3 separate regions of the Homo sapiens genome follow, and regions 2 and 3 are each linked to region 1. The links are chromatin loops, found by intact Hi-C in ENCODE. Cell type or tissue: heart left ventricle. All regions are shown on one strand. Each heading gives the region's core, and the rest is flanking DNA. Links, peaks and the distances in the headings are about the cores only.

Region 1 (10,040 bases), core at 4,420-6,919:
CATCTCCCCAATGACAGTTCTTGCTTTGCTCAAATATGAGACAAATCTTCCCTGTACAATTTGGAGAGGTCCGTGATCACGTTAGTCTGTCTGCCAGGCCTCTCGGGTCAGCACTCTGGCCCTGAGGACCAAGAGCCTGACCCCACACCTGGCTGACTTGCCTCTTGCTGCAACAGTTTAGAGAACCAAGAGCTCCCAGATCATCTGGCTTCCTCTCAGACCAGGCAAAATTGAACTGGGGACATATTTCTGGTTCCTTTCTGGGGATTCCAGTCCGTATCACCTCTCAAAGTCAGAGCCATTGCCTCTACACAGAGTCCTCCAGTTTCTAAAGCAAGGCAACCAAGCCACAGCCAAGGGCAAATTAGGCATCAAAACTCTTTTTCTCCAACTGTCTCTCAGGCAAATAGAAATGTGCTCCAAATTCACTTATACTCCACCTTCTCAAAACCCTTTCCCACCTCAAACACAATTCTATTCCTACCACCCTCCCTCTGTTTCTCTCAATGCCAGAACCCTTCTCCCTCTCGTTGACATCAGCAAACCCATACATACTTCAAATGCCAGACTGAATTATTCAGCTGTCCTTCCCAGCTTAAAGTGATTTCTCCCTCTTCAGAATTTGTGTAGCACTTACTATGTGACCCATATCACGTAGCATTTAGTTATATACCATATCTTTTCTCTTCATTCATGTATCTTAATTTTGTCTTCCCAACTGGATTTTTGTCAGCTGTGGTTGTGTCATCTCCTGGGCATATATAAAGTTCTTAGTCAATGTTTATTTGATTGGTAAATTAAGCTGAATGCCACTTACACTTCTGGAAGATGGGTCAAATTTAGTCTCTTTCACCATGGTTAGTCTTGACTGGGCCACATGGATGCTCACTCCTGTTCCTCACATGTTCCAGTTTTAGCACCCCAGAAGGACTAGATCTCTTTCTCCAGTTTCAGCTGGAAAAATCCCAGGAAAGGACTCTGCTTGGCCCATTTCAGTGATGTGCCCGCCCCTTAAAAAATCAGTGTATTGAGAAAAGCAAGCTCATATACAAACAAGAAAATGTGGAATCATAATCACACGGTTGGAGCAGAAGGCCAATTAATAGCTGTCCACTACAGTTGAATATAGATTTTGAAAGGTTTTATCGCTCTGTCTTCTTCCTCATGATAAGTGTATTACTCCATGTCCATACTGCTGTAAAGAACTGCCCGAGACTGGGTAATTTATAAAGGCAAGAGGTTTAATTGACTCACAGTTCAGCATGGCTGGGGAGGCCTCAGGAAATTTACAATCATGATGGAAGGCGAAGGGGAAGCAAGACACCTTTTTCAGAAAGTGGCAGGAAGGAGAAGTGCTGAGCAAAGGGGTAAACAGCCCCTTATAAAACCATCAGGTATCATGAGAACACATTCACTATCATGAGAACAGCATGGGAGGAACCACTCCTAGGATTCAATTACCTCCACCTGGTCTCTCCCTTGACACATGAGGATTATGGGGATTACAATTCAAGATGAGATTTGGGTGGGGACACAAAGCCTAACTACATCAATAGGTTACTTATTGTAATATTCATTTATCAAATTTATTTTACATATTCATTCATTAAACATTTATGTATTCAGAGTAGTTCTCATCCCTTGGGGAGGCTCAATAGATTAACCAGCAATAAACCTTTATTGTTCATTCTTTTTCAGGGGAGAAAAAGGGAAGTATTTGCATTGAAAACAATGTCCTTCAGGCCGGGGCCTGTGGCTCACACCTGTAATCCCAGCACTTTGGGAGGCTGAGGCGGGCTGATCACCTGAGGTCAGGAGTTCGAGACCACCCTGACCAACATGGCAAAACCCCATCTCTACTAAAAATACAAAAGCAAATTAGCCGGGCATGGTGGTGCATGCCTGTAATCCCAGCTATTCAGGAGGCTGAGGCAGGAGAATCACTTGAACCCTGGAAGCAGATGTTGCCGTGAGCCGAGATTGCGCTATTAGACTCCAGTCTGGGTGACAGAGCAAGACTCTGTCTCAAAAAAAAAAAAAGAAAAAGAATAAAAGAAAACAATGTCCTTCTAGGTCCAACAGATGGTATCTTTTCCTTATCCTTTTTAGGCTACTTTCTTAACCCTTTTAGGCCATTTCTCCAGAAATGACCTAAAATTCACATACATGAGCTATTCTCTCTCCCAGGAAAATAGAATAGGGATCATAGTCTTAATCTCAAATTGGGGGTTTCATTTTCTCTCTCCCTGCTTCCTGTTCACCTACTCCTCAAAGATCTGCCTCAGCAGCTCAGTGAGGTAGTGTGTCAGTTTCAGGGTCCCTGGTAGGAAATGGATAATTCAAAGGAGTACCTGAAGAAAGTTTGGTAAAGGGACTATATGGAAAGGTGAGGCAGGGTTAAGAAATCAAAGAGGGGGCCGGGAGCTGTGGCTCACACCTGTAATTGCAACACTTTGGGAGGCTCAGGTGGGTGGATCACGAGGTCAGGAGTTCAAGACCAGCCTGGCCAAGATGGCAAAACCTCATCTCTACTAAAAATACAAAAATTAGCCAGGCGTGGTGGCTGGTGCCTGTAATCCCAGCAACTTGGGAGGCAGAGGCAGAGAATTGCTTGAACCTGGGAGGCAGAGGCTGCATTGAGCCGAGATTGCACCACTGCACTCTAGCCTGGGCGACAAAGCGAGACTCCATCTCAAAAAAAAAAAAACAAAAAAGAAAAGAAAAGAAATCAACCAGGGATGGGGACTGCCCAAAGTTTAGCAGCAGTGGAAAGCTATTTCCACTCCTGTCCTCTAAAGGCATAGTGAGACGGCAGTGGTTTCCAAGGAGACCCATAGCTGTAGAAGACAGCTGCTGAACACGAACTATGACCTTCAATAGGGAAAGGCAGCCACTGACAAACTGCAGTCCTGTGGAGGAAGCCTTGGCCTCTCTCCTCTAGCTCTCTGAGCTAGTTCCCCATATGGCTGGATCCAAGGGAGTTCAGGTGATGCAGTCTATAAAGGTTAGTTTCCTGGGGAACAGTACTGCCTCTGACAGTTGGCAGAGAGTGGATCTGAAGAGTCCACTGGAGAATAATGAGCAGAAATTGTTAGTCCTGATGGGGTGAAGCAAATATATCAGAATTGGGGGTGGCGAATGTGTATCATTTGCAAGAGCATTCTAGAAGAATGTAACCACACCCTCCCCCAAAAGATTGACTAACACTGATTAAACTGAATAAAAATACAATAGGAGAATGTCAAATAAGCTGGCTGATTGAGAAGATCATTCATTTGTTTATTCATTCATTCATGTATTCATTTATTCATCATCAAGATATCAAGATTTGCACCTCTAGATATCAAGATTACAAAACTTGATTAGACATCTCTATATGCCTGAAACTTTTTATAATACAAGTTTGAAAAAATTGGATTACACAGGGTCACTATCTTCAAGAACCTAATAGTCTGGACCAACAAGTCCAGAGGATTCCGCTTCTAAACTGGAGGATTCGGCTGCTACATGGACTCTGGGGTAGACAGACAGGAGAGCAGGAAAGGATGTTCTGGGACGGGTATTGAGTGGATGTGGAGGAGTGGTGGCAGATGAGGTGGAAGAAGCAGAAAACAACTCCAGAGTTCAAAATTGCATTGTCAGGTCTGTATTTAAGATCCTTGGATCATCAGGGCAAAGGACGGATTGGTGAAGCAAAAAACTAAGAAATAAAGTTAGAGAAATTATGTGGGGGCCAATGAGCAATACCTATGCATGAAACTAGGATCTGAACAATAGCAGGAGAACCAGAGATGAAGAGGGGATACATTGAAGAGATGGTCATGGGGAAGAATGAACAGAACTGAAGAATTAAATGGCTGTGGTGTGTGAGAGAGGGAAAATTCTTTGAGCTGTTTTGACTTCTCAATACTCCCACCCACTTTTCAGCTAATAGCTTCTGGGTTTTCCTTTGAGAGAAGGACTCCTACCTGCCCAACTGAGTGCAGTCTCCATAAAACTGTCACCCATAGTTCTTGTCTTCTCTGGCCAAAAGGGTGATCACGTGACTCAAGTCAGGACCATCAATTGCTCCCTCCTGGGAATTTGGAAATCTTGAGCTTGGCACCTAGATCCTGCCTTGGGTCTTGTCTTTGTTGAAGCCTCCATCTTCATTTTTTTCTGTAGATTCTGTGTGCTATCCATGGCTTTCTTTAAAAGTCATTTTTTGGGGAAATTCAATAAGGTAAAGTTTTTTGTTTGTTCTGAGGAACAGAACTGCCTCCGACAGTGGGCAGAGAGTAGATCTGGAGAATTCATTGGAGAACGATGAGCACAAATGGTTAGTCTGGCTGGTTGGAAACAGAAAACCTCCGCTGACTGTGGTGGCCACATGAAGGGTAGTATCTCACACAGGGAAATATACACAGGTTGACGAGAAAGTTTGAGATGGGGTTTCTTGCAGGAATGGGTGAGTAGTTTGCTTTTGAGAAACACAGGTTGAGGAGAAAGTTTGAGATGGGGTTTCCTGCAGGAATGGGCGAGTAGTTTGCTTTTGAAAAGCCTATGGAAAAGTAAAGGGGAAAATTCAAAAGTGTCCAGGGACTTTTACGCAACTCTAAAAATGACACCACAGAGTGTAAAGCCACCTCTGGCCCTTGGACATAGAAAGTTCTAAACAATAGCCTGACCTCCTAGTGATTTACCCAGTCTTCTCCAAGGAGGGTAATTGCTCCATGGGGTGGCTACCGCCTTCTGCAGATGCCCCAGAATCAGCTGAGGAAGTGGACAGAGCCACATGTTCAGCATTGGAAGCCCGGAGTCCTGGCTCTGGTTATTTCACTAATTAGCTAGGTGACCCTACATAAATGCCCGCCTTTCTCTGAAACTCAGCTTCCTTGTTCGTAAAATACAAGAGTTGAACTATATTTGGGTTCTCAAAGTATGTTCCAAGAGAATTTGCAGTTTACATGAAAAGTGGTCCTCTATACTGAGAAACTGGGTTAAATAAGCCTTAAACAGGTTTCCTTACTGCAGGACTTCTCAGGAACTTAAAAACACTCATCTGTGATGCAATTCTCCAAGAGGGGTGAAGGTGAGTAGCATTTCTCAATCTGTCTTTGCCCAAGGAGACTTTTTTCTCCTCCATGATGAAACATGTGGAATCAGTAGTCATCAGAAGGCACTTGTAGAAATGTTGGATTAGGTGATTTCTAAGGCTGTACCAGCCCAAACACTCCATGATTCTGTGTATCCTGGTGTTCTGGGCCCCTCCTGTATTTCCCACTTGCCTCCTCCTTGGGGATGATTGACTCTGAAGGAAATCCTCACCATCTGTTCTAAGGGGCTTCTCCCAGGAAAAGTCACACTTGAATGCCTATAAAGTCCCTTAAAGATACAGTCTGGCTCATGAAACCCCCCTGAGCAGCTTAAATGGAAAACGCAGTCCCCCACTGCGCTCAGAGCACAGATCCAGGACCAGCCCGAAGGGATTGCAAAACATGCTCTAGCATGCATTTGGGAAAACAAAGAAAACCGTACTGTTTTCTGCTCCAGACAGTCTGAGACGCTTTGTGCCCTTGGGCCCTTGCCCGGTTCTCTCATCTGCCTCAGTCCTGGTACTAAATTGGTTCAAGGTTTGGAGGAAAGCTTCAGAGCAAAGGGATAAAAGGATGTTTAGAGTTCTTAAATACCGAAGTCACCCTGAAGACCGGAGCATAGACCCTCGCCAGCCACCAGGGGGCGATAACAACAGCATCTGTACAGAAAGCCGTTCCCAAGAATAACAGCAGTAAATTGCACCTAATGTGTTTATGAATGATGAAGGGACTCGAGTGTGTGTGTTTGAGTGAGTGTGCGTATGTGTGTGTTTGTGTGTACGCGCGCGCAAGTGGGTGCCCAAAGCTAAGACTTTGAAAATCTGCTAAGTATAATACAATAAAATCTACAACTCTACTATATATTCACAGGATGTGGTCAAGTAGTTGAAAGTTTCCTTGAAGGAAAATGAGGTAGAAGAAATCAGAATAGTATTCTTATGAAAGAAAAGAGAAGCGCTCTCAGGAGTATAGTTGTCACTATGTGAGTGTGTGTGCGAGCATGCATGTACACGTGTGTGTGATTGCCGGTGTATAAATGGGTGTGTGTGAGCCTGAGTATGTGAGAGTGTGTGCGTGGCTGTGAATACGTAGGCACCAGTGTGTGTGTATATATATGCAGGGCTCATTCAGGCCTTCTCAGTGTGAGGGGACCTCAAGGAAATCTGGGCAATACTTCCTCCAGTTCCTGCCCTTTCCTTTCAAACAAACAAACAAAATCATTCCTACAAGTATTTATGGAGCCTCTAACGCACACGCCCCTCCCCACTGGCATCTGGAAAAGCTCAGACCTAGCCAATTTAAAGCGGGCGCTGGAAGAAAGAAGGCGCTGGGGACAGAAGGGATGCCTCGTCTGCGAATGACTTTTGCAAAAACACGTTCTCTTCTGTGATGCTCCAAACAACCCAGGGAGGTGAGGCCAGGTAGGACTGTGGCCCCGGATTTGAGAAAACGAAGGCTCAGAGATGACACGATTGGCCCAGAGTCACCCAGTCAGGAAGCAGAAACCCGAGGATGGAACAAGGCATTGTCAATCCAGGGGTCCAAGTCGCTGCCATCACTACTTTTACCAGTCCACCAAGCGCTGGGTCTGGGCAAAGCAGGGCAAGTTTCCGGGTAAGGTTTGCCAGCAGTGACCTCAACAACATGGACCACGGTGTGTGTGTGTGTGTAGCTGTGGAGTACATTGGTGTCAACCAAGGCTCTTCAGGCAAAATTGTGGATCTCTGCCATGAGTACTAGGTGCGGTAGGGAAGCGGCTTCGTGGGCGACACTGCCATGGTTTGGCGTCCCTAGCAGCTGTGCGACCTCCAGCAAGTCGCTTCACTTCTCTGAGCTGTTTTCAGACGACCCCTTGGAAGATCGTGGACTTAAGTAAAGAATATGAGTAGAGTGCTCAGCTCAGTGCAAAAATTAAAAAAAAAAAAGTGTCAGGAGCCTTATCCGTCCTTGGATCTTAACAGTGAATGAGTTTCAGTGTTTCTTTCCAGGGGCCCTGCTGGCCGAGCCCCTTTCCTTCCCTGGTTCCTTCTCTCTCCCTCCTCTACTGCCTCCTCCCTCCAGGCTCTCGGTCGCTCCAGCAAAGTTCCCAACTTAGTCGACATGACGCGCGGCGCAGCCAATGGGAGGCGGAGTTGGCGTTTCTTGGTCGGGGGGGGGCCGGAGGGGTGGGCCCCGCGTCTCCGGTGTCTGCCGTGCTCACTGAATGGAGAGAGCGAGCGCCGGCCAGCTCACCCGGCCGCCCCGTGCCCCAGCCGCAGCCGCCGCGCTCCCCAGCCCAGCCCCAAGCCGGACCTCCCCGGGCGCCACGCCCCATTGCGCTCGCCCCAGGTCCCCAACCCGGCCCGCGGGCCAGCGGGGCCAGGGGGCGCTCCGCACCTGGGCACTCCCAGCGATGCGCAGCGGGGCAGCGCCGGCCCCGCCGATGGAGCTGCTGTTGCTGCCGCCGCCGCCGCCCGGAGCGCCCCGCTCCGCCCGCGCCCCGTGCGCCTGAGCACCGAGCTCGCCCCTCCTCCGCGCTAACTCCGCCGCCCGCTCCCCAGGCCGCCCGCGCTCCCCGCGCGCCTCCTCGGGCTCCACGCGTCTTGCCCCGCAGAGGCAGCCTCCTCCAGGAGCGGGGCCCTGCACACCATGGCCCCCGGGTGGGCAGGGGTCGGCGCCGCCGTGCGCGCCCGCCTGGCGCTGGCCTTGGCGCTGGCGAGCGTCCTGAGTGGGCCTCCAGCCGTCGCCTGCCCCACCAAGTGTACCTGCTCCGCTGCCAGCGTGGACTGCCACGGGCTGGGCCTCCGCGCGGTTCCTCGGGGCATCCCCCGCAACGCTGAGCGCCTGTGAGTACCCCTGCCCCACCCCACGCGGGCCACCCACCTGGGTCCCACCGAGGGGGCCCCAGGCGCCAGATCCGTCCTTTCCCCTCGGCCTCCCTGGATGCAGTCTCTATTCTCATCCCTTCCTGGATACGATCCCTCACTCTCCGAGCTGGGGGTCTGTAGGCTTGGTCAGATCTGGAAAGAGAGGTCTCGAAACCCCCAGCGATGGGCAAAGAGCAGTGCCTCTCCAGGGGTGAGGGTTCCAGACGCAGGGCCCGCTGACAGCTTCCAAGGAGTAGCTGAGGAGAGGCGAGGGGAGGCAAGAGCACTGCAGCCTCAAGGTCTTAGGGTGAGGGTCAGGGGTCTGCGCTCGTTAAAAAGGGGGGCGGGCGAAGGAGAAAGCTATAGGATGATGGGCCGTCAAGGCGCGGAGGCGGGAGAGAGGGCCCGAGACTGTTGACCTGCTTGGAGATCAGAATGGGCCAGCCGCTCTCTGGCTGCCCTTGCAAGGAAAGTTGAGAGTGTGGGTGAAGGTTTAACTTCTGAGGAACTGGACAGATTCAGAGTGGGTGCTCGCAAAACCCGCTCTGCCTGGAGCGCAGTCTGGGAGATGCCAAGTTGCAGCCCCGGGTGAATTTTTTATGGCTCGGTTATAAATGCCTCCCCGAACGAAGGGGCCGGAGAATGGAAATGCTGACAGCCCTTCAAATGAGACCGAGCGTTATAATCTTACAAACCGCACTCAGCCTCAGATCCTGGGCTTGGCAGCGAATGGAGAGGCGCTTGGAGAATGGGGTGGATTGACCCTAGTTTTAGCCCCAATTGTGCAACCAAATATTTACTTTTCATATGTCAACGTTTTGGAAACATTTATCATTTTGATCCTCGGACCAGATTCAAAACTTGGACTCCGGGGTGGGCTCCTCTTAGTCCGCAGTTGGGGTGGGGTAAGGGAGTGGGGGAGAAACGCTGGAGTGGGTGGGAAGCCTTACTGGGAACCCAGCCGAGAAGTGGGTGAGGGTTTGCTCTAGTGTGGTAGATTCCCTCCGTGTCTTGCTCTCCCTCTTCTCCCCTTCCTCATGTGCCTTAGGGGTAGGCGCCTGGATCTTCCACTCTGCTTTCTTGACTTCAGGCTGGAAGAGAGTAGTGATGACAAGCATTGTCCTAGAGTGTGTTATTCCTGCTAGTCACCTCCTATCACCCCACCTCCTCTTCTCTTCCACTTCTTTGTGCATCTCTGGGTGGAGACTCAGCAGAACTGTCTTCCTTATTCCTGGTGCTCTCTTTTTCCTTTGGCTCAGTACTTTTTTGTTTTTCCACAAGTGCAGTGATTGTTTTGTTGGGTTGAACCACAGAATCCTAAAGGGTGAGAGCCGAATCTTTATTAACACATGTCGAAAACCAGGCTTGGAAGTGTAAAATGACTTGCCCAAGAAAACACAGCAAGTTGACGGCAATAAAGGGGCTAGAATCCAGGTTTTCACACCTTAATTCAGACATTAAGTTAGTCCATAGGAGTGAAAAACTTGTTTTAGTGGTATTTTTAGATACCTATAACTTGTAAACTAAGTTCCCCTCCTCGTCACACCAGTGCTAGCCACATGAGTTAGTGAAATAATAATTATAGCTAATGTTTGATAAATGCTTTTCATGCCTTGATTTGTGTATATGTATTATCTCATTGAATCACTCCAACAGTCCTGTTAGTTACATAGGCAATGCTTATTACTCCCTTTCACAGTTAAGCCATCTTGTCATTTACTCAAGGTCGTGCAGCTAGTGAAGTGTTTGGATCCAAGCCTGACTGGTTCCTAAGCCCACAACCGTTATCACTCTCCTGGTCATCCTTGGAACAAGGGTCAGTTTGGGCCACGATCTATAAACAGACAGTCTTGGGAGGGTTCTGGCTGGGCTTGGATCTTAGAATAGGCTGCTGTTGCTTCTGCTTCTGGTATACCCTGCAAATGTTCAGCTCACTTTGATGTTAGGTCTGCTGCTTGGGGTCTCGCAACTACATCTTCCGCATCTTCAAAATCGTGCTCCATGTTTGGGAAACCAAGAAGAGTAAGTCCCTCTCCTCCTGGTGTGTAGGAAGTTTTCCAGAGCTGCAGGAACCGCACCCATGCCAGCATGCCACCGAGTCATCTTCCTTAGGGGATCT
Region 2 (10,040 bases), core at 3,991-6,490, 190 kb after region 1:
TGAGTGTGTTTCCCATGATCCTGTGACAGCCTTCACTTTGAGTTCTATTTCAGAACATCCTCTTTCTGGAGACACCTAAACATAGGCCCTAGTGAAATGGAATTTAGAAGCAGCATTATCTGCAGGGCAGTCTGGGGCCAAGCTGGCCAACTCCTCACCCTCAGTTCAATGGAAAGCAACCGGAAGTTGCCCCTACATTTGGGGGATGGTAAAAGGAGCTACCATTTGGTAAACCGAGTGAGTGTCCCAGGGCAGCTTATGAACAACTGGAATTCTCTGAGAAATCAGTCAAATTGGAGTGTTGGGCGGTGACTTGGAGTTGAGAAAGGAGCACTAAACTGGAATTCACAGCAGCTCCTGCATAACCACATGTGCGTCATTATCCTGGATACTGTCATCTCTGGGTCATGGCCAGGGCCCTTCCTGCTCTTAAACCCTATGCATGGTTTTATGCACAAGAACCACTAGCTCAGGATGCCTTACAGAAAACTTTTTTGCAAGAGGAAAAGCCTTCAAACCAGGAAGAAGTGTTGATTGTCCTCTCTCTGTCATAAATGCCTCCATTTTTTATGATAATGGCATTTTTTAAATGTTAATGATGAGATTGTTTTCACCTCATAGAATGGCTTCCAAAACTAAATACAGAGCAACCAGGAATATCGGAATGAATGATCCCTTGAACACTGGTTAACTATGGAAGTGAAACCCTTCTGAGTTTTGACAGGACGCAGCAGCCTCAGTGTCAGTAAATACTTAGGACAGGCAGGATATTGGGTTCAGGGGAACCTTTTGGAAGAGTCAGGTGATGGCTGGTTGCAGGGGCGGGTTCTTTTTGGAACCCCAGTGGCCGATGGGTCTAAAGCCACACAAACTATGCCACATGAGAATGTGACTTTAATCTAGCCCTCTCTTGAATGAAATCAAGTAGAGATTAAGTCAGTTTTGACTCTCATCAGAAAGGTTTAAGGTATTGGAGTTCCTAAATTTCATCCTATGTCTTTGGGGTTAAGAGGTGAGGCTCTGGGCCACAGCTCCTGATGTCTCCTGGAGGGGTGGTTCATGAGAATGACCATATCGAAGAGTCCTTGAGAACATAGACTTTGGAATTATGCAGATCTAGGTTATAATCCTGGCCCTACCATGTACTAGGTGTGTAAATTTGGCCATTTAATACCTCTCTAACTTTAGCCTCTGTATTGCTAAATGGGAAAAATATAGTATGTTCCATGTAGTGAGTAGTTAGGAGAAAGGAAAGAGATTTCATGATAAATTACCAAGGAATGGGGGCTGGGCTTATAAGAAAGGGTCTGGCATCAATCCTGTGAACAAAACACTAGGATTAGACCCATCACCTCTAAAGCAGGAAGAAGGAAGTTAGCTGGGATATGGGTGGTGGGCCAGTGATTGCAGAGGCCCATCAAGTAAACCAAGACTATAATAGGGAAAATAGAAGACCTACTGGGGGCTGAGCACAGGTAGGATGCAGCTCTCAAGGTGGGCACAGAACAGGCACGTGTGCAAGGTGCAAGTCCTTAGATCACTTGGTGTATTCGTTTCCTACTGCTGTCTTAACAAATTACCACAGATTTAGTGGCATAAAGCGACACAAACTGAGTCTCTTACAGTTCCATAGGTCTGAAGTCCAAAATGGATTTCACTGGGCTGAAATCAAGATGTTGGCAGGGTCACATTCACTCTTAAAATCCTAGGAGAGAATTCATTTCTTTGCCTTTTTCCTGATTCTAGAGTCCACCTACATTCCTTGGCTCAAGGCTCCTTCCTCTGTCTTCAAAGCAGCAGTGAAGCATCTTCAAGCCTCTCTCTCTGCTGTGTCATCACATCCCCTCTTTCTCCTCCCAGGCCCAGTGTGGAACTCTGTTGGATGGCACTAGACAGAAATCACATCCCTCCTACAGGATTTCTACAAAGCACGTGTTCCTGGAGCAACTATTATGAGGAAGATAGAGAAGGCCTAGAAAATTTGGTCCCTGTTGCCTTTGAGACTTGCACCATCACCCTGCAACTGAGCACTCTGACCAAATATCAAGATCAACTGTGCTTTCTGAAAGATCAAATTAAGTCTAATTTTAAATGGGACAAAAGGTAGCACTCTTTTTATATTCCTACTTAAGAAGATATCCTTCTTGGTTCTGTTCCATTTTGCACATGGAGTAGTTTTAAAGAGCCACATCCAAGGCTGGATTTGAAAGCTGATGAACGTAGCTATGAAGAGCTTTATGATGAAAAGGGTTATTACTGGCCTCCCATCTACTGGCTTATCTTTTTTTATTCTTTAAGTCATGTGACAAATGAGGGTTCTGATAGGATTGTCTTTGGTGTGGTTTCATGAGTTGACATAATTAAGAGCCATTTCCATTTGGCAATGCTGCAAGAAAAACATTTCCAGTCAGAAGAACAAGGAAATAACTTAATTAGCAACTCAGGTGAGCGCTGGCTCTTTAGAAAGATGTTAAGATTGGAGGGAAGACAGGAGACCCACAGAGGCAGCGTGCCACAGTTGGGTGTTTAGCCAAAGACACGTTCTTCTGTCTCTTTCCTCCTGCATGAGTCTTTTCTGACTGTTCACCTGAAATTGGATATGGAAGGGCTCTGCTGCTGCTGCTGCCAGCCTGGTAGACAGAAAACGTCAGTGTCAAAGAAAAATGATTGTGTGTTTGGTTCCCTCCAGTTTTCACGAAATAAACATCACTTGGCAATTCCTTGGAGATGAATTAGCCACTATTTCATTCCTGTTAGTCCTTCCTGCTGGGTTAATTATTGCTGTGAACAATGGCAGCATTAATCAGCATGATAACAGTTTCTAGTCATTAACAGTGTAACCAGCTTTTATGCATATGGAAGTCCCTCTATCAAACCATCATGAAGATCAGAAACTCATTCTAGGGGGTGCTCCTTCCTAGGAGACCCACAAGTGTCCAGGCTGGGAATTGTTCCTTTGGGTGATTTAATTTTGAATAGGTTCCAGGTGTCATCTGCGTAACAAGGCTGAAGAAGTCTGTTTTGGTGGAACTCCAAGACTTTTGCTCTGGGTCAGAGTCTTTGACTTCCATATGTATCAGCTTTGATGCTTTTAAAAGCTGCAGAAGCAGTCCAAGTATCATGGTTTAGTAGACAGATTTTGGATCCAGACAGGCATGGATTCAAACATGAGCTTCTGGACTAAGCGGTCGTGGGACTTTGGGAAAAATTTAACACTTAGGGATAAATATAATCTATGTAGAACACTTTCACATAGTGTCTGGCACACAATAAGTGGTCATAAATGGTAGTTTATAAAATGAGAATACCACTAAAACTGTAAAAAAAAAATTAAAAATTATGTGACTGCAGCCTGTTTTCTGGGGCTTTACCAGCAAGGGGTATATCCTCAGGGAAAGAATACCATCAGTGCCACTCCAGGTGAAAAGGTGGCTAGAGTGTTCCCTACTCTTAAAGCAAGTCACTATCAGAGTGGCAGGTTTTTACATGAACAGGTTCCTGAAAATGCCAAATGGCAGTACCACTCCTTGTAACAACTGCTGGTTTCATCTAGTGATGGCCAAGGTCCTAAATCCTCCAGACCTATGTATCCTACAAATTCCTGGGTCATTTCTTCTTTACAGAACCAGAACAGACTGCCTTGCCCGCTTTCTCCTGGGTTAACAATGGGTCTTGACTCGGTCCTGCCTAGGACCTCAAGAGCAGCAGAACAAAACCAGTAACTCAAAATTTTCTTTCGCTTTCTTGGTCTCACCTGGCCTTTCAAAAGTCCAAGAACCCTCAAAGACTAAAAGGAGCATTTGGGCCAGAGGCACCTTCAGCCAGTGTCACTAGGGAGACCAGTTCAAGAAGATGACCAACCAATGCATGGTCTTAGCTCCACCCCCAGCACACACATGTCCTCCATATATGACTCCACAGAATGCAACATACAACATATCTAATAAAAATCCTAATACAAATTATTGAGGAAATACAGATTCTTTTATATGTAGGCATTGCAAATGTGCACATTTCAAAAAATCATTTAAACAAATTTCTTTAGAGACAAGGTCTTACTCTGTCGCCTAGGCTAGAGTGAATTAATGTGATCATAGCTCAGTGCAGCCTTGAACTCCTGGGCTCAAGTGATCCTCCCGCCTTGGCCTCCCAAAGCACTGGGATTAATAGGTGTGAACCACCACCCCCAGCCACATTTCAAAAATATTCAAGTGGGAAGGCAAAAGGCACACATCATAGAATGTGACAACCATAACATTGTCCTAGTGTGTGATGCTGGGCCTGTATGAGAGCGTCTTTTCTTAGTTATGCTAGTTCGTGCTTAGGAAGCGCTGTGGCCTGTTCTTGGGTGTCACGTAAAGGGCCAAGGAGAGAACCTAGAGTTTTCAAATTTCTTCAATCTACTTCTGACTTCATTGGCAATATTTGGCACTCACCTTGTATAGGAGAAACAGAGTTCTCCTTTTGAGAATAGAGACCCCTTTGGGTCGCAGGGAATAGAGTTTGTTAGATATCTCCAAAGAACGGGAACCCTGGTACAGCTTGGGTGAGACTTTTTAAACAAACAGAATTCTGGCTAACACCTTCTCTTAGTCCCTAGAAATCCTCCATTCCTCTTCCCCACATCAAACTTTGAGGTAGAGCTGGGATTGGCAGCAGCTTGGCTCTGCCATCGTGTCCAAATTCCACTATTTCTGTCCTGAATTTGCATTTCCTGGCAGACTTGAGCCAAGTCCCAATGAAACAGCCATAGCTTTTCAAAATTACAGGCAAAATCAGGCTGGGAAGAGGTGAGGGGGGCAGGGAGGGGACGGGGGAGAACATGCACAGTAATTGTCACGAAGGGCCCAGTGATGTGGATCTGGACTGAGGAAGTCATTTCACATGATCTTTGCTCACTCACTTCCAGTTTGGCTCTTCCAGCTCCTCAATCCGGGCATGGAGCCGTGCTTTTTATAGATTGTAAGTCCATTGTGGAGTTATGTATCCTGGCAGTTTGTAAAGTGGTGTTTTCTCTATTTTTATGGGTGCCCTAGGACAGTGCAGGCACACACACCTTTCTTGGTACCTTCTCATTCCACGCTACTTGTGATTAATGAAGAAGGACTGCCACCTCCAGTCGCTTCACAGGATAGACTTGGGGCAGCCTCTGACTTGCTGTGTGTCCCTGGTGGAGCCAACCCTTTCAAGCCCCCTGCTCCCTGCCCCCTGCTGGATATTGTGGGAGTGAATGAGGGATGAGGATGACAGTAAACCCTCCCTGAAGGGTTATGTAAATCTGAAAGGCTCTGTGGACTTTGAGGCTGGCCTAGGGAAACCTCAACAAATCAGCTACTCCTTGCTTCCTTGCTTTTTATTAGATTCCCTATAAACAAGTAGGACATGATTGTGGGGGAATCAGAGGACATGGGGCTCCTTCATGCTTGAGGACTTTTCCCCAGCACTGGTGCCAAGTAGTTAGGGCCTCTTCTCCTGATGCAGCCCTGATTAGCCTGTTTCTCCCTCAGACCTCAACCTTTTGTTGAGGGGAAGAAACACTTGTGGTAGAAGGAAACATAATTAATGGAAGGATCATGTGCATGGACTATCATCTTATCAGTGATGATAATAGGCCTGGTTGCCTAGATCTTTCCAGTCAGCCGCCATGTTCTGTCAGCATAGCTTTCATAATGTCCTCTTCCTGTCATTAACAATGTCTTTGGGTTTCTGGGTTTTCTGTCCTCAAATTCATCCTGAACACCATAACTAGGTCGTTCATCCTGGAGAGATATCTTGGTACTTTGCCTCCCAATGTTTAAAGGCTCCCTATTGCCAATGATGAAGTCCTAACATTGTATCCTGACATCTGCATCCCTACACAGTATGATCTCCGCTCATGTTTATGATCTTCTGTCCCACTCTTCTTCCGTGGGAACCAGACCATTGAGCTCTTGGGCCTTCAGACACCTGTCTGCTCACCTCTCTGCTCAGAGTTCTTTGCCCGGACTGCCCTGCAGTAATGATTTTTTTGCCCTGCAATAATTATTGCAATAATAAATACAATAATAAATGCAAAAATAATAAAAATAATCCAAACAATAATTATTGCCCTGCAATAATTATCTCTCCATATCCTCATCTCTCACAGAGAAGCCCTGACAGCCTCAGCCCCAGGGAGTCTCTCTCTTTCTCTTTCTCTGAGCTCCATCAGCATTGGCTAGCTGGGAACTTGTCACTGGTTTATGTTATTATCTAATTGGTTTAGGTGCTTTATAGAGTATCTACCCTAAGGGCAAGGACTGTTGTCCACCTCTTTGCAGGGCGCACTGTGCCTGATATGCTGGGTGGCCCTTGTCCAAAGTGGGGGTGGCCTTCCATGGCTGTCAGGAGCACCGGCTCAAGTGTGAGGATCGGATCCCACCACAGGATCCAACCACAGGCGAGCTCCTTCATCTCTCTAGTCCAGAGTTTCCTCATTTGCAATGTGAGGAGTGATGACTCTCATTTTATACAAATACTTGTAAGGATTAAATTAGATATTCTGGTTTCTACACTTGGCATAGTGCTCAGTGTATGATTATCATTATCATCATCATTAAATCAATGTGTGTTGACGACCAGGAATTCTGGTAACAGGATCCTGGGCCTTTCTGAGGGGCTGGACATTGCCTTGGTCTGCCTGTGGAATCCCTCCCTGGCCTGGCTTCCATACATGTGCCTGTGTCTCAGTTTCCTCGTGTGCATATTGGGACAACAGGAATACCTACTGCCCAGGGTTATCATAAGAATTAAATATGACAATGGCTGGAAAATGCCTACATTTAGGAAAGAAAGGCTTGGTAAATGAGAAAACCATGGAACTCTGCTAATTGCTGTGAGTAAATGGTCAGGAATTATGGCCTGTGTCACAGCTTGAGCTTTCCTTGATGGACCTGTTTCCCAATCCCTGTGTTGAGTCTAGGTGGGATGGGGAAGAAAAGCTTCCAAGCTTCCTTCTGGCTCTGACTTTATAAATTCTGCTCATATGCCTCCCTTTACCCACTTAGTCTAGACCAGAGATGAGAAAGTTTTGGGATTTTGGAGAACGATTTGTATTCCTTGCTTAGAAGGATGAGACCCTTCAAGTGGCTGAGTTGGATGGGATCACCTGTTTGCCCCCAGGCAGCTCATGAGACCCCTGCAAACTTCTCCAGGGACACAGAGCACCCCTGGAAATATGTACATTCTCTAAACCATAGGATCCAATGCAGGCAGATTAGCACACCTCCTTCCGCCCTCCCCCTCCATTTCATCAGCTTTATGCTGAGGTGGATAATGTTTCTCTAACTGCCTAATTGGGAGAATTTAGCTGGAAAATTGCCATCGTGTTCTTTTAAAGGGTGCCAACAGCCCACGGCTGCCAGCTATAATGTCAGTGGGTAATCCCGGCTCTGCCGCCACGGAGCCAGGGAGGACCCGTCTTTCTCCAGACTCCTTCCCAGGTGGTGAGAGCAGGCCTCCAGCCCTAAGAGGAAAGAACACCAAGGAGGAGGACAGAGGTGGCCAAGAAAGCAGCTGCAGGCACAGGTCTGTTTCCCTCCCTCCTCATGGCCCTCCCAGCCTGCACCACTGGGAATTGAAATGTACTGAAATTGCAATGTCACACCAGGACACCCTGGCCCTATGGTGTACTGCTCAGCTTCATGGACTCCCACTGCAGCAATCTTGAGTTTAGACTGAGTCTGGGGGTTGTTCAAGAAAAGGGAAATCTAATTGCTAAGGCTTGTTCCTAAGTCTGCGAGAGACAGTGTAGAATAGTGTTGAGGCGTACAGACCTTTGAGCCAGGCTGCTTGCTTATGTTCTAATCCAGGCTCTGCTACTCGCTGGGCAAGTTACCACATCTTCTAGCTTCATCATCTGTAAAACAGAGGTGATAATACGAGCACTTTCCTCTGTTCACATATCAGGAGGCCCAGGCAGATGGAGGCTCTGCTATCTTTAACACGTGGCATCCGGGACCTTCTTGCCAGGTAGGCATCTAGCCCACAGAAAAAGAGAAGGCATAAAGGATTAGGTAGGGAGGTTTTTGTCCTACTCTGGTCACACTCCACTCTCTAGACTGCAGTCACATGGTCCCAGCCCAGCTAGGTGGGGGAGGGTAGTTGAGCTGCTGCTAGGGATGAAGAGTCTCTGCCACACTCAGAAAACCTCCCTAATCGTAACAGTAGCTGACGCTTATTGAGTGCTTTCTGTGTGCCATGCACTCACACATTCACTTGATTGATTCAGTTATTAAAAATGGCATGATGAGCCATGCACAGTGGCTTATGCTTGTAATCCCAGCACTTTGGGAGGCTGAGACGGGCAGATGACGAGGCCAACAGATTGAGACCATCCTGGCCAACATGGTGAAACCCCGCCTCTACTAAAAATACAAAAATTAGCTGGGCATGATGGCACATGTCAGTAATCCCAGCTACTTGGGAAGCTGAGGCAGGAGAATCGGTTGAACCAGGGAGTCAGATGTTGCAGTGAGCCGTGATCGAGCCACTGCACTCCAACCTGGAGACAGAGCAAGACTCCATCTCAAAAAAAAAAAAAAAAGAAAAAGAAAAAAAAGGCATGATGATATGAGATATACATTATATATCAGTGAGGGTCATGGTAGGAACCCAGATGGAACCCTCAAAAGGACAGTTAAAGAGGATCGAATGGTATTTGTACACCCATATTCATCATTTGTACAGCCATCATTAATTACGTAGCCAAAAGGTAGAAGCAACTCAAGTGTCCATCAGTGGATGGATGGATAAACCGAATGTAATATAGACAATGAGATATTATTCAGTCATAGAAAGGAAGAATTCGGACACAGGCAACAACATGGATAGACCTTGAAGACATTATGCTGAGTGAAATAAGCTAGTCACAAAAATACAAATACTATATGATTCCGTTTATGTGAGGTACCTAGAGTAGAAAATTCATAGGAGCAGAAAGTGGAATAATGGTTGCTAGAGGGGAAGGTAGGGAAGGGCAAATGAGGAGCTGCTATTGAATGGGTCCAGAGTCTCAGTTTTTCAGGATGAGAAGGGTTCTAGGGACGGCTGATAGTGATGGCTGCACAACAAGGCGAATGTACTTAACGCCACAGAGCTGTACACTTGAACGCCATTAAGATGTTAAATTTGATGCTATGTACACTTCACCACAATGAAAAATAATTTTAAAAGAGGGTTTCAGGAAGGAAATTTTTACAAATAGATGGGTGATAGGTGCTGATGAGTGATGGTTAAACATGAGGAAGTAGCAACTGTAGGAAGCTGCATCTACCCCTAGGCCTGAGGGGTGCATGGAAGGAGAGTTACTGGGACAAGTCGAGAGCAGTAGCCATGGGAGAAGGGCCGCCCAACAGAAGCTGTGGCTTTTGGGAACTAAGCACTTCCAAACCACAGCCCAGCAGAGAGGATCCAGGAGATAGATACCTGACTTCTGTCCTCTTGCCCTCTGATCTCCTGCTCATGACTCCCATTGGGTGCCCCTCTCTGGAAGTCAGCAGCCAAGGGAAGCTGGTGATGTAGTCCATGAGAATCAGCCTCCCCAGGGCTCAGAGAAGGGTAGAGGGTGAAGAGCAGACTTTGAGGTCCGCTAGAAAGTATGCCTTGCAGCTACCACCATGGGGCAAAAATGAGGTAAAGTCACTCGCCCAAGCTCACACTATTAGTGACCTGGGTTGGCTTTGAACCTGGAATGCTGACCCCAGAGCCTCCAGATGGAAGAAGGAGAAACTAAAATGTTATGAGGGTCTACCTTGTGCCTGGCACTGTGCTTTCTCCTCTCTGATGAGTGAGAAAAGAATCAGAGAACTTAATTAAGGAACGTACCCAAGATCAAGCAGCCAAGAGGTGGCAGATCCAGGATTTTACTCCAAAGCTGCTGTCTCTCCACCAACTGCATGACCTTCAGGCTGAGAGCCCCTCACTGTCAGCGCTGTTATCACCAGCATCAGGAGCAGGCACTGAGCAAGGGCCGCTTTGTGCTGTGTCAGAACAAAGGGAGCTACTGTGCATAGCCCCGGTGC
Region 3 (10,040 bases), core at 2,627-5,126, 1.0 Mb after region 1:
CTCCTATTCTCTCTAGAAATGCTATTGAGCTCCATGACTGCATCCCTGGCACCTGTCCAGAAAATATCATTTGGGCACTATCAATTACCATCAAGTTGCTGTTTCAAGGGGCTCTGTGATGGCTGGCACAGGAACAGGACAGGAAGGAGGAAATAAAGTGTTACCCTGTCATCTCAGGGCCTGGCATCCCTCCCCCAGGCACCAAGGGAGGGTGCTTGGAAGTCCCCAGGCTCCTCTCACTTGTCATTTTCTCATGTGGATCACTCTATGCTCCTCATTATAGCATACTCACAGGGCCATTCCCTACTGCACACAGCCCATCGCTCCTGTCTTAGGATTATCAGCATCTCTGCCTTCCTCCAAGCAGTGGCAGCTCCTCAGGAGGTCTGTGGGGTGCAGAAGGGACTGGGGTGTTGGGGCAGTCAATTCACTTTTTCACACTCAGCTCATGAAGTCAACTGAGGTAGTTGAAGAGGAGAAGAATCGGGGTAGAGACCTCAGAGAAGAAGAAGAGGATTGGGGTAGAGACCTCAGCCTGTAGTTCTAGAACCCTTGGCTTGGGGAGTGTCACTTGGATGAACATAGGAAGTATCAATAAATGTCTCCTTAGGGAGAAGAGGCTCCTTCCTTAGGAATGCTGGGATCTTGGGTGAGGAGAAATGAGGGAGAAGTGGGTGGGGAGAGAATGCATTAGAGCAGTGGCTCGCTACTGGGGTCCATTTTACCTTTCACGAGGACATTTGGCAATGTCTGAGAGGCTGTCACGAATAGGCAGGGGTGGGGCGTGAGGTGGGTAGAGGCCAGGGATTCTGTTAAACATCTTCTATGCACTGGATGGCTTCCCACAACAAAGCCATCTGGCCCAAATGTCAATGGTGCCGCAATTGAGAAACCTGGTACTAGGCACATAGGATGGTCCCATGGGCAGAACCACCTCTGCAGAAAGTGAAGGGAAGTCATGCTCCCCATGTGTGGAGTGAGGGAGTGGGGATCCAGAGTGAAGGAGCAGCAGACTTCTAGCCCCGCACAGACCAGACCATTCTTCCCAGGGGACAGGCTCTCCAGGCTGGTGTTGCTTGGTGGCTTCCCACATTCCCAGAAGAAGGGAAAGGCCATGGTATCCTCAGGGCGGGTAGCTGAGAAACCCTGCGGAGCCGGGTGACTTTTGGCTGTTCAGATTCAATCTAGATCCTCCCAATGCACTATTTGTGCACCCATCCAAGTGCTTTCCACCAAATCCCCATCAAAGCGGAGCTAACTGCCCTTCCCCAGTGTCCTTGCCATACCATAGCAACTTCTCTTCCCAGCACTTCCACATTATTATTATTTTTTGAGACAGAGTTTCGCTCTTGTTGCCCAGGCTGGAGTGCAATGGTGCGATCTCGGCTCACCACAACCTCTGCCTCCTGGGTTCAAGTGATTCTCCTGCCTCAGCCTCCCGAGTAGCTAGGATTACAGGCATGTGCCACCATGCCCGGCTAATTTTGTATTTTTAGTAGAGACGGAGTTTCTCCATGTTGGTCAGGCTGGTCTCGAACTCCCGACCTCAGGTGATCCACCCACCTTGGCCTCCCAAAGTGCTGGGATTACAGGAGTGAGCCACTGCGCCCAGCCACTTCCACATTATTATTATTGTTATTATATTATTTTGAGATGGAGTCTTCCTCTGTTGCCCAGGCTGGAGTGCAGTGGCACAATCTCAGCTCACTGCAACCTCCTCCTCCCAGGTTTAAGTGATTCTCCTGCCTCAGTCCCCAGAGTAGTTGGGGTTACAGGTCCCTACCACCGCACCCGGCTAATTTTTTTTTGTATTTTTAGTAGAGACGGGGTTTAACCATGTTGGCCATAGTTGGCCAGGCTGGTCTCGAACTCCTGACCCAAAGTGATCCGCCCACCTCGGCCTCCCAAAGTGCTGGGATTAAGGCGTGAGCCACCGCGCCCAGCCCACTTCCACATTATATTGCGTATTCGCTTCTTGGTGTTTCCCATTAGACTCCTCCTGGATGGCTGCGTTTCATTCATCCCTCTGTCCCCAGCACCTGGTTTGTCCATTGAGCACCTACGGCATGTCAGGCACTATTTGTGGACAGAATGGACAGATACCCTCATGATTTCAGTAGATGTTGGCAATTAACACGTTTTCGTCTAGGCAGTTATTTTCCTTGTAAGAGCCACTCCTTTCCCGCTCTTTATGGCCCCGGAAAGGCTGATGGGGTTTGGGCAAATTCATGGTCTTCTGTTGATAGAGGGAGGGTCTCTTTGACATTCCCATGGGTGCTGCAAGGATATAGGTTTGGGCCTGTTGGCAACCATCTTTCCTACATATGGAATAAATCACTGTGAAGATAAGGCCACATCCCAAGGGCAGTGGCATTGAGAGGTGGAGCAAAGACAGTACCTTGTGAGCATCTTTGCGCCCTTGGATCTGACCAAATTTGAAGCCAGTCCTGCCTTTGGATATTCTGGTTTTTGCTTTGTGTTAGGGTTCTGTCACTTACCCCTGCACCTCTCCTGATTAATACAGAGATGCTGCTTGGGGGCAGAAGCCAGCTTGTGTTCACTTTCTCCATCTTCATTGCAGCATTCTACGTAATAGATGTTTCCTAAATGTTCACTGGTTGACTAATAGCTAGTGGGGCAGATTCCTTCTGGCCAAAGGCTCTAGCCTGAGAACAAAATCTATATGTATGTGGCCGAGATAAGACCAAGATAAGGGATTGTTGAGGGAGTGGCCTGGGAATGGAAACAGCCAGAGAGCTGACTGAGAACCGAAGATTCCCAGCCACCTGGGAGGGGCCTGTTCCTGATCTGTGGTGTGTCCTCTCTAAGGCTCAATTTTCACACTGTTTCACAGAGTGGCTGGGAAGTTCAAATAACAGCAATTAATTTGGATAGAAGCGTTTTATGAATGCATGAGTGTAAGGACATCCCTTTTACTGCCCCTGGAATTGGGCTCAGTTCAGGGACACTGATCATCTCTGGAAGAGTGGCTACTGGGTAGACTGTCCCTAAGAGGGTATAGGCTTTGCTTCTTCTGTCCTCTCTTCCCTGGAGCCTTCTAGAAGAGCAAGTCCCCAGGGCTTTACGCAGCTCTTGAAGTGGGAGGATGGGGTGGGTGGAGCTCCTTACTCTTGAACAGGTCAAGCTTCAGGCTGGGATCACACTTCAGCTCTCACTGAAGGCTGAGAATAAGAAAAGTTAGTTGCCAATCAGTAGACATCCCCTTGAGGGAGGCTGAGTGTTTACAACAGCAACCCTGCCAGATGGCAGTATCATCTCCACTACACAGGGGAGGAAACCCAGGCTTCGGAGGTTAGATAAGAAGCCCAGGCTTAGCTAGAAAGGTGTGGTTGGGAGTGAAAGTGAAGGATTTTTTTTGTTTGTTTTGCTTTTTTTTTTAATCTAAAGACGATAACCCCCAAATTCCACAATTTTCCTTTAATAATAGCTTACCATTTAATATGCATTTGTTAAATGCTGGGCCCTTGCCAAGGACTTTACATATATTGTTTTTATTAGGCTTTCCAAATAATCCCATACAGCAGTTATTTTTATCCCTATTTTACAAATGGGAAAGGTGAGGCTCAGGAAGTCCAGGTGGAAATGTACTCAGTGGGCAAATGGTGGAGGCAGGCTCGCAGTCCAGTCTGGCTGGTCCCAGGACTGGTCTTCTTTGGAATCTTTTTCCTGGAACCGATTCCACGGGCCTCTTTCAGGAGTCCAGGGCTCTCCTCGCAGTCTCTGGCTGCTCGGCGACTTCCCTAAATCCCTTTGAGGCGCCGGGCCCACCTCCAAGCAGATTTCATGGGAAAGGCTGCCACCTCGTGGCCAGATGGCAAACCCAACATTTGCCGGGAGGAGGCGAGGGCTGGTGAGGGAGGGGCTTTGTGGAGCAGCTGGTGCAGCCTTGCTTTCCGAGGGCGGCGTGCAGCCACAGTGCCCGCTGCGGGTGCTGGGGAATGGCGCCTTACAGGCTGCCCACCTGCCTCCTCAGGGTGGAAGGCGGGGCTTGGGTGTGAGCGTGCTGAATCAGAACTTTCCTGGAAAGTCGCCACTTGGTGTGGTCAGAGGATCACTGAAGTAAGTAAGTAATCAGAATATCCCTTCTCCCTAATTGTTTCACCTGGCTGGTCGTGGAGGAGGGAGAGGCGAAGGAGAAGGAATGGTGCATGCACTGGAGAGAGGATCCTTGGCCGGGATCTGTTCTCGGTGTTCCACCCCGTATAGACCCTGTCCCCAACTCTGGGCAAGTTACAGAACCTCGTCCTCATTTCCCAAATCTGAGCCGGTTTGAGGAGCGCTCCCTCTGTTCTGACCGCCCCAGCCTTCCTTCAAGCCCTCATCCAGACTGTTGCAGATTCTCCCGGGCTCTGGGCCTTCTGCCACTCTTCTCTCTCCACTTTGCAAACCCAAAGATTCCCTAATCGTGTTTCTCCCTATGTACAAGAGTCACACTGATGTCCCTCATGACCTGGCAGGAGAATACCCAGCTTCTTAGCCTGACTGTTATTCCTGCCTCCTTCCCTCCAACAAACCTCATCTCTGGCTGTGCCCTTCCCGCTGAGCTCCAATCCCCTGCTCCTCATTTCGGGCTGCAGGTGAAACTCACCTACCCACGATCAGACCTTTCTTCCAGAGGTCCTGATCTAATTGGCCTGGGACCCGTGTCTAGCGCGCTCGCCGGTGGTTCTAATCCTTAGCACCTGCCCCGGCCTCTCTGAACTTCTCACCTGTCTCTTTGCATATTTCTTCTCCTTCCTGCTACCCCCTCCTGCCTTGTCTGTCTTGCATTCTCTTACTTGCCAGTGCCCAGCTCAAATGCTTGTGGAGGCTGGGCACGGTGGCTCATGTCTGTAATCCCAGCACTTTGGGAGGCTGAGGCAGGTGGATCACCTGAGGTCAAGAGTTCGAGACCAGCCTGGCCAGCATGGTGAAACCCCATCTCTACTAAAAATACAAAAATTAGCCGGGCGTGGTGGTGGGCATCTGTAATCTTAGCTACTTGTGAGGCTGAGGCAGGAGAATCACTTGAACCTGGGAGGTGGAGGTTGCAGTGAGCCGAGATTGCACCATCGCACTCCAGCCTGGGCAACAGAGCAAGACTCTGTCTCAAAAAAAAAAAAAAAAAAAAAAACAACAAAACTTGTGGAGAGAACTCATACTCCTGTCCTCTGGACATCATGTGTTTGCTCATCACTTGTGTGCCAGCCCTGAGCCTACTGTGCTGTAGTGATTGATTGGCTTGTGAGTTTGTCTCACACTTTAGACCATGTTTTATTTATCTTTGTCTTCCCAGCTTCTGACAGTGCCAGGGACAAAATTGTGCTTGGTGACTCTGAAAGTAGAATGCCTGAACAGATGTCCCTTGTTCACATGGCTAGTCTTCACATGGCTGAGACCCTCCACTTTCCAGATGTCACCCTTTCTGAAAAGCCCTTGAAGCCATGAAGAAGGTCCACACACTGAAAGTACTTGTTCAAGTTACCCAGGCCCAGGAGAGGGGAGAAGCTGAGATTGCTCTTGAGGACATGAGATTTGAGGGAAGATCTTTCTCCATCTTCCCAGCTCCCGCATACAAATCTCTCCCCCTGTGAAAATTGTTATGCTTCAATTTCTACTCTTAGAAAAATCAGTGTTTGGAAGAAAGTTTCTAAAATAATAAAAATGAGGTTGGGCACGGTGACTCACGCCTGTAATCCCAGCACTTTGGGAGACCAAGGTGGGCAGATCACTTGAGGTTACGGGTTCGAGACCAGCCTGGCCAACATGGTGAAACCTTGTCTCTACTAAAATTACAAAAAATTAGCCGGGCATGGGGGCAGGCTCCTGTGGTCCCAGCTACTTGGGAGGCTGAGGCAGGAGAATTGCTTGAAACCATGAGGTGGAGGTTGCAGTGAGCCGAGACTACGCCATTGCACTCCAGCCTGGGGAATAAGAGTGAGATTCCGTTTCAAAAAAACAACAAAAAAAGAACATTTATTGAGTACCACATATCCATGATACAGGCAATATCTCATTTAATCATCAAAGCAGCCATCCTCATCCCTGACCAATGATGGACTATTATATAAGTGAGAAGCTTTTCTTCTGCTAACTTGAGTTTATCTCTTAACACAGCGTATGATATTTACCTTAATTAGCACATGTGACCTTCCCAAGTTTCCATGTTCGTTTAGTGAGTGGTAGAGTCAGGACTGGTTCCTAGGTGGTCTGACTTCAGAGTGCATGATCTTCACTAACCCATAGGCTGTACCGCCTTTCCAGAATTCTTTTTTTTTTTTTTTTTTTTCGAGATGGAGTCTCGCTGTGTCGCCCAGGCTGGAGTGCAGTGGCGCGAACTCGGCTGACTGCAAGCTCTGCCTCCTGGGTTCACGCCATTCTGCCACCTCAGCCTCCCGAGTAGCTGGGACTACAGGCCTCCGCCACCACGCCCGGCTAATTTTTTGTATTTTTAGTAGAGATGAGGTTTCACCATGTTAGCCAGGATGGTCTCGATCTCCTGACCTTGTTATCTGCCCGCCTCGGCCTCCCAAAGTGCTGGAATTACAGGCATGAGCCACTGCGCCCGGCCCGCCTTTCCAGAATTCTGTATCAGTCTGTCCTGGTCATGCAAGGACTGGCCCATGGAAAGGCGGGAAAGGATTTCTGCCCCGAGCCTGTTTCCTTCTCCCTTAATATGTGTTTGTGTAGTGTGTTATAAGAGCCTGGCCTAGGTGTAGCAGAAAACCCATGGATAATTGAAAGATGGTTAAACCAAAAGAGGAGAGTTTCAGGCCTGGGTGGCATTCTGGTGACATGTGGTTCCCTTTGTGACACACTATTTGCCCACCCTTTGGGTCTATCACCCTTTGGGTCTACCCAAGAGGCTGGATGGGGCAGAGAAGCCACAGGCCGAGTGAGATCCCCCGGCTTCTGGCCTGGTGTGAACTCCCTGTCCTGGTGGGCACTGCTGGCTGCATCTACTGCAGGAGGATAAAACACAGTGGCCAGTCCGCACGAAGCTCCCACCAAACCAAGATTTGAGCGGTCCTCATGACCCACTGGAAGCTGTTCTGTGAGATTTCTCCAAGTACTCCTGACACCAGCCAGATTAAACAAGGCAGGCAGCAGCTGGGCCCAAGCAACTCAAAGACAGAGAAGCTGTCTGTCTCCTGCTTCCCATCCTCCTCCTGAAGGGAAACAGCCCAAACTCATGGCCCTGGGGAGATGCGGCTGTTCACATGTCCTTCCAGAGGGAAGTGCTCTGGGCCATTTTCATTGCCTGCTTGCTTTACTAAGTCATCACTGGCTCTGCTAGTGACGCTAGGAGGGCTTGTGAAGTCCGGTACCTGGGTTCAAGCAGGCCAGCCCTGCTTCTCTCTTTCTTTCCTTCCACCTGTGGGTGATGGGACCACAGGAGGCCTTAGACTTCCTGGAGAGGGTTTGGAATTGGCCACAGCTGGGCTGGAATCTGATCCCACCACTTACCCGCTGGGTGATGGTGGCCTCAGATTTCTCACCTCCAAAGTGAAAGATACTAGGAGCTCATCCGGGGCATGCATCCAGTCAATTTTTTAAAAACTAGCTTTAGCTTAGGTTGATGGCTTTCTTGGCCTCCTCCTTCATCTCACCTAGGTGACCACATTGGCTTCCCCTCCCTGTCCTCCACACTGCAGCCACAGCACTTTTTATGAAATCAAAACTCACAACTTTATTGCTTTGCACATAAAAAAAAAAATCGAACCTCTAACTGTGTCTTGTGAACCCTGCCATCCTCTCCTGTGCTCGGGCCTAACCACCCACCTTCTGTGTCCTTCTTTTTTTTTTTTTTTGACACGGAGTTTTGCTCTTGTTGCCCAGGCTGGAGTACAGTGGCACGATCTTGGCTACCTGCAACCTTCGCCTCCCAGGTTCAAGCAATTCTCCTGCCTCAGCCTCCCGATTAGCTGGGATTATAGGCATGTGCCACCATGCCCGGCTAATTTTTGTATTTTTAGTAGAGATGGGGTTTTGCCATGTTGGCCAGGCTAGTCTTGAACTCCTGAACTCAAGTGGTCCGCCCGCCTTGGCATCCCAAAGTGCTGGGATTACAGGCATGAGCCACCACCCCCAGCCCATTTTCACTTCTTGATGCCATGCTTTTCCTACTGTCTGTCCACTCCTGCCCATAGTTTCATGAGGCAAGGGCCCATGGGTGTCTACTCACCTCTCTTACCCAGAACTTAGCCCAGAACTTCCCCCTGGCACGAGGGAAGCTCTCAAGAAAATGTCATTGAATGAATGAAACGTGAGGACGAACTAAAATATTGCATGCAGAGCCCTTAGCACTATGCTGGGCACCAAGTAAGCACCAATAAATGTTAGCAATTAATGATAGTATTATTCTAACTTTAGGAGTGATGTAAAACAAAAGTTATCCAAACCAGCAGTGCTTTTCTTATTGGGTTGTCCCAAATAGGCAAGATTTGGGGTAAGTTGATGTAGTCTGGAAAGAAATATGAAAGCACACACACACACACATGCGCGTGCACGCGTCTCCCGGTGTAGTGAATGCTCCCCTTTAATTTCTGCCAGCATCTCTCAGAACTAGAATGTGGTTGCAGGGAGGAGCCTGAATGTCCCAGGAAGGCTAGAGGGATCTGTCCATGCTTGGGGAGGCTCTGAGGGTCCTCACTGCCCACCCACACCACATGCAGACTGTCCACCTCTGCTCCATGCAGAGAAAAGGCTGCAGATGCAGGCAGAGTTAGCTCTAGAATTGGGGAGCACTAAGATACCTCTAACAAAAGCTCCTCCAGGCAGGGCACCGTGGCTCACGCCTGTAATCCCAGCACTTTGGGAGATTGAGGCAGGTGGATCACCTGAGGTCGGGAGTTCGAGACCAGCCTGGCCAACATGGTGAAACCCTGGCTCTACTAAAAATACAAAAATTAGCCAGGTGTGGTGGTGCACCTGTAATCCCAGCTACTCGGGAGGCTGAGGCAGGAGAATTGCTTGAACCCAGGAGGTGGAGGTTGCAGTGAGCCGAGATCATGCCATTGCACTCCAGCCTGGGCAACAGAGTGAGACTCTGTCTCACAAAAAAAAAAAAAAGAAAAGAAAAAAGCTCCCCCAGGTGTTCAAAATACCAGCTCAGCCTCCACACGTTTGGGCAGCTCCTCTTTTTCTCCAGTAACGCTTGCCTTTTTCTCATCTCAAATCATTTCCACACAAGACCAGTGTCCACAGGAGTTTTAGAGACTTTATTTATGTATAAACAATTTAAACACTTTGCCATAAATTATCTTTGCCTGTCCCTAGTCTTTGCTTAGCAGCAAATTAAAATTAATATAAAAACTCGATGAACAATTCATACATGTATATTACAAAAAAGTTCCTGTACCAAAGTTCTTATTAGACTTTATTTTTGTTTTTTTAATTTTTAAAATTTTTTTTGTTTTTATTTTTATTTTTTAAATTTTCTCTCCTCGTGGTGACTGTCATGTGATTGTCTCAGTTTCTGGACCAAACAAACACACTAATAATTTTAAATCTGAAACAGTGATTGTGCCTTTCGGCTCATGTATGTACAGGGTGATCAGAAGTGGTACCTGTTAGCAAAAGTGTCACGATGCTGCACCTCTACCGAAACTGATACCCACGAACTACGGAATCTAAACAGACTACACCCTGTAACTGCGTATTACTGTCCACAATGGAATCTCCAAAGACAAAAGAGTATGAAATTTATCTGTAGTGATTATAGCCACCATTTTGAATTAAATTTTACACTCTGCGCTCAAATAAATTAGCTCAGGCCAGACTTAGTTGGGACCTGAGAGTTAAGTGCTGGATGGTATTATTTCACTTTGATTTTTGATAGGAATTTCTTTTATTCCCTCATGTTTTTTTTTCTTTAAAAAGTATTTCCAGTGCTCACTCCTCCTCTTTTATCCCCCCTCCCCAGGCGCTACACACAAATCACCCCCAAAGTCGTGTTTTAAATGCACCTGTATTTGCTTAAACGAAAATGTCAGAAGTATTTGTCCTACAAGCAGTCTGAGTGGTTTGTCCCGCAGCTG

Evidence for each region. Peaks named below come from ENCODE experiments on the same cell type or tissue, not always from the same donor. Only the 100,000 strongest peaks of a DNase experiment are listed, where the experiment ranks them.
Region 2: a loop joins it to region 1, with 4 times the contacts of the local background. A loop is called at or near these places in 17 of 110 quality-filtered maps.
Region 3: a loop joins it to region 1, with 4 times the contacts of the local background. A loop is called at or near these places in 9 of 110 quality-filtered maps.

Annotation. Positions count from the first base shown.
Region 1 is chr5:169,298,373-169,308,412 of GRCh38, reverse strand. It overlaps SLIT3 (slit guidance ligand 3), which reads left to right and starts at 7,274. Exons shown (of 36, transcript NM_003062.4): 1 at 7,274-7,900. The coding sequence starts at 7,704. In heart left ventricle, for the core only: CTCF peaks have their summits at 5,515 and 5,718 (motif pointing right); a DNase peak (open chromatin) is centred at 5,712; H3K4me3 peaks cover 156 bases; H3K27me3 peaks cover 1,833 bases.
Region 2 is chr5:169,112,182-169,122,221 of GRCh38, reverse strand. The region is part of intron 4 of SLIT3 (slit guidance ligand 3); the gene reads left to right. Among named protein-coding and RNA genes, the nearest start is that of SLIT3-AS1, 100 kb to the right of the region's middle. In heart left ventricle, for the core only: a CTCF peak has its summit at 5,091; no DNase peak of the experiment used is centred there.
Region 3 is chr5:168,263,318-168,273,357 of GRCh38, reverse strand. It overlaps TENM2 (teneurin transmembrane protein 2), which reads right to left. Exons shown (of 31, transcript NM_001395460.1): 31 at 9,201-10,040. Among named protein-coding and RNA genes, the nearest start is that of WWC1, 23 kb to the left of the region's middle. In heart left ventricle, for the core only: a CTCF peak has its summit at 3,828 (motif pointing left); a DNase peak (open chromatin) is centred at 3,827; H3K4me3 peaks cover 819 bases.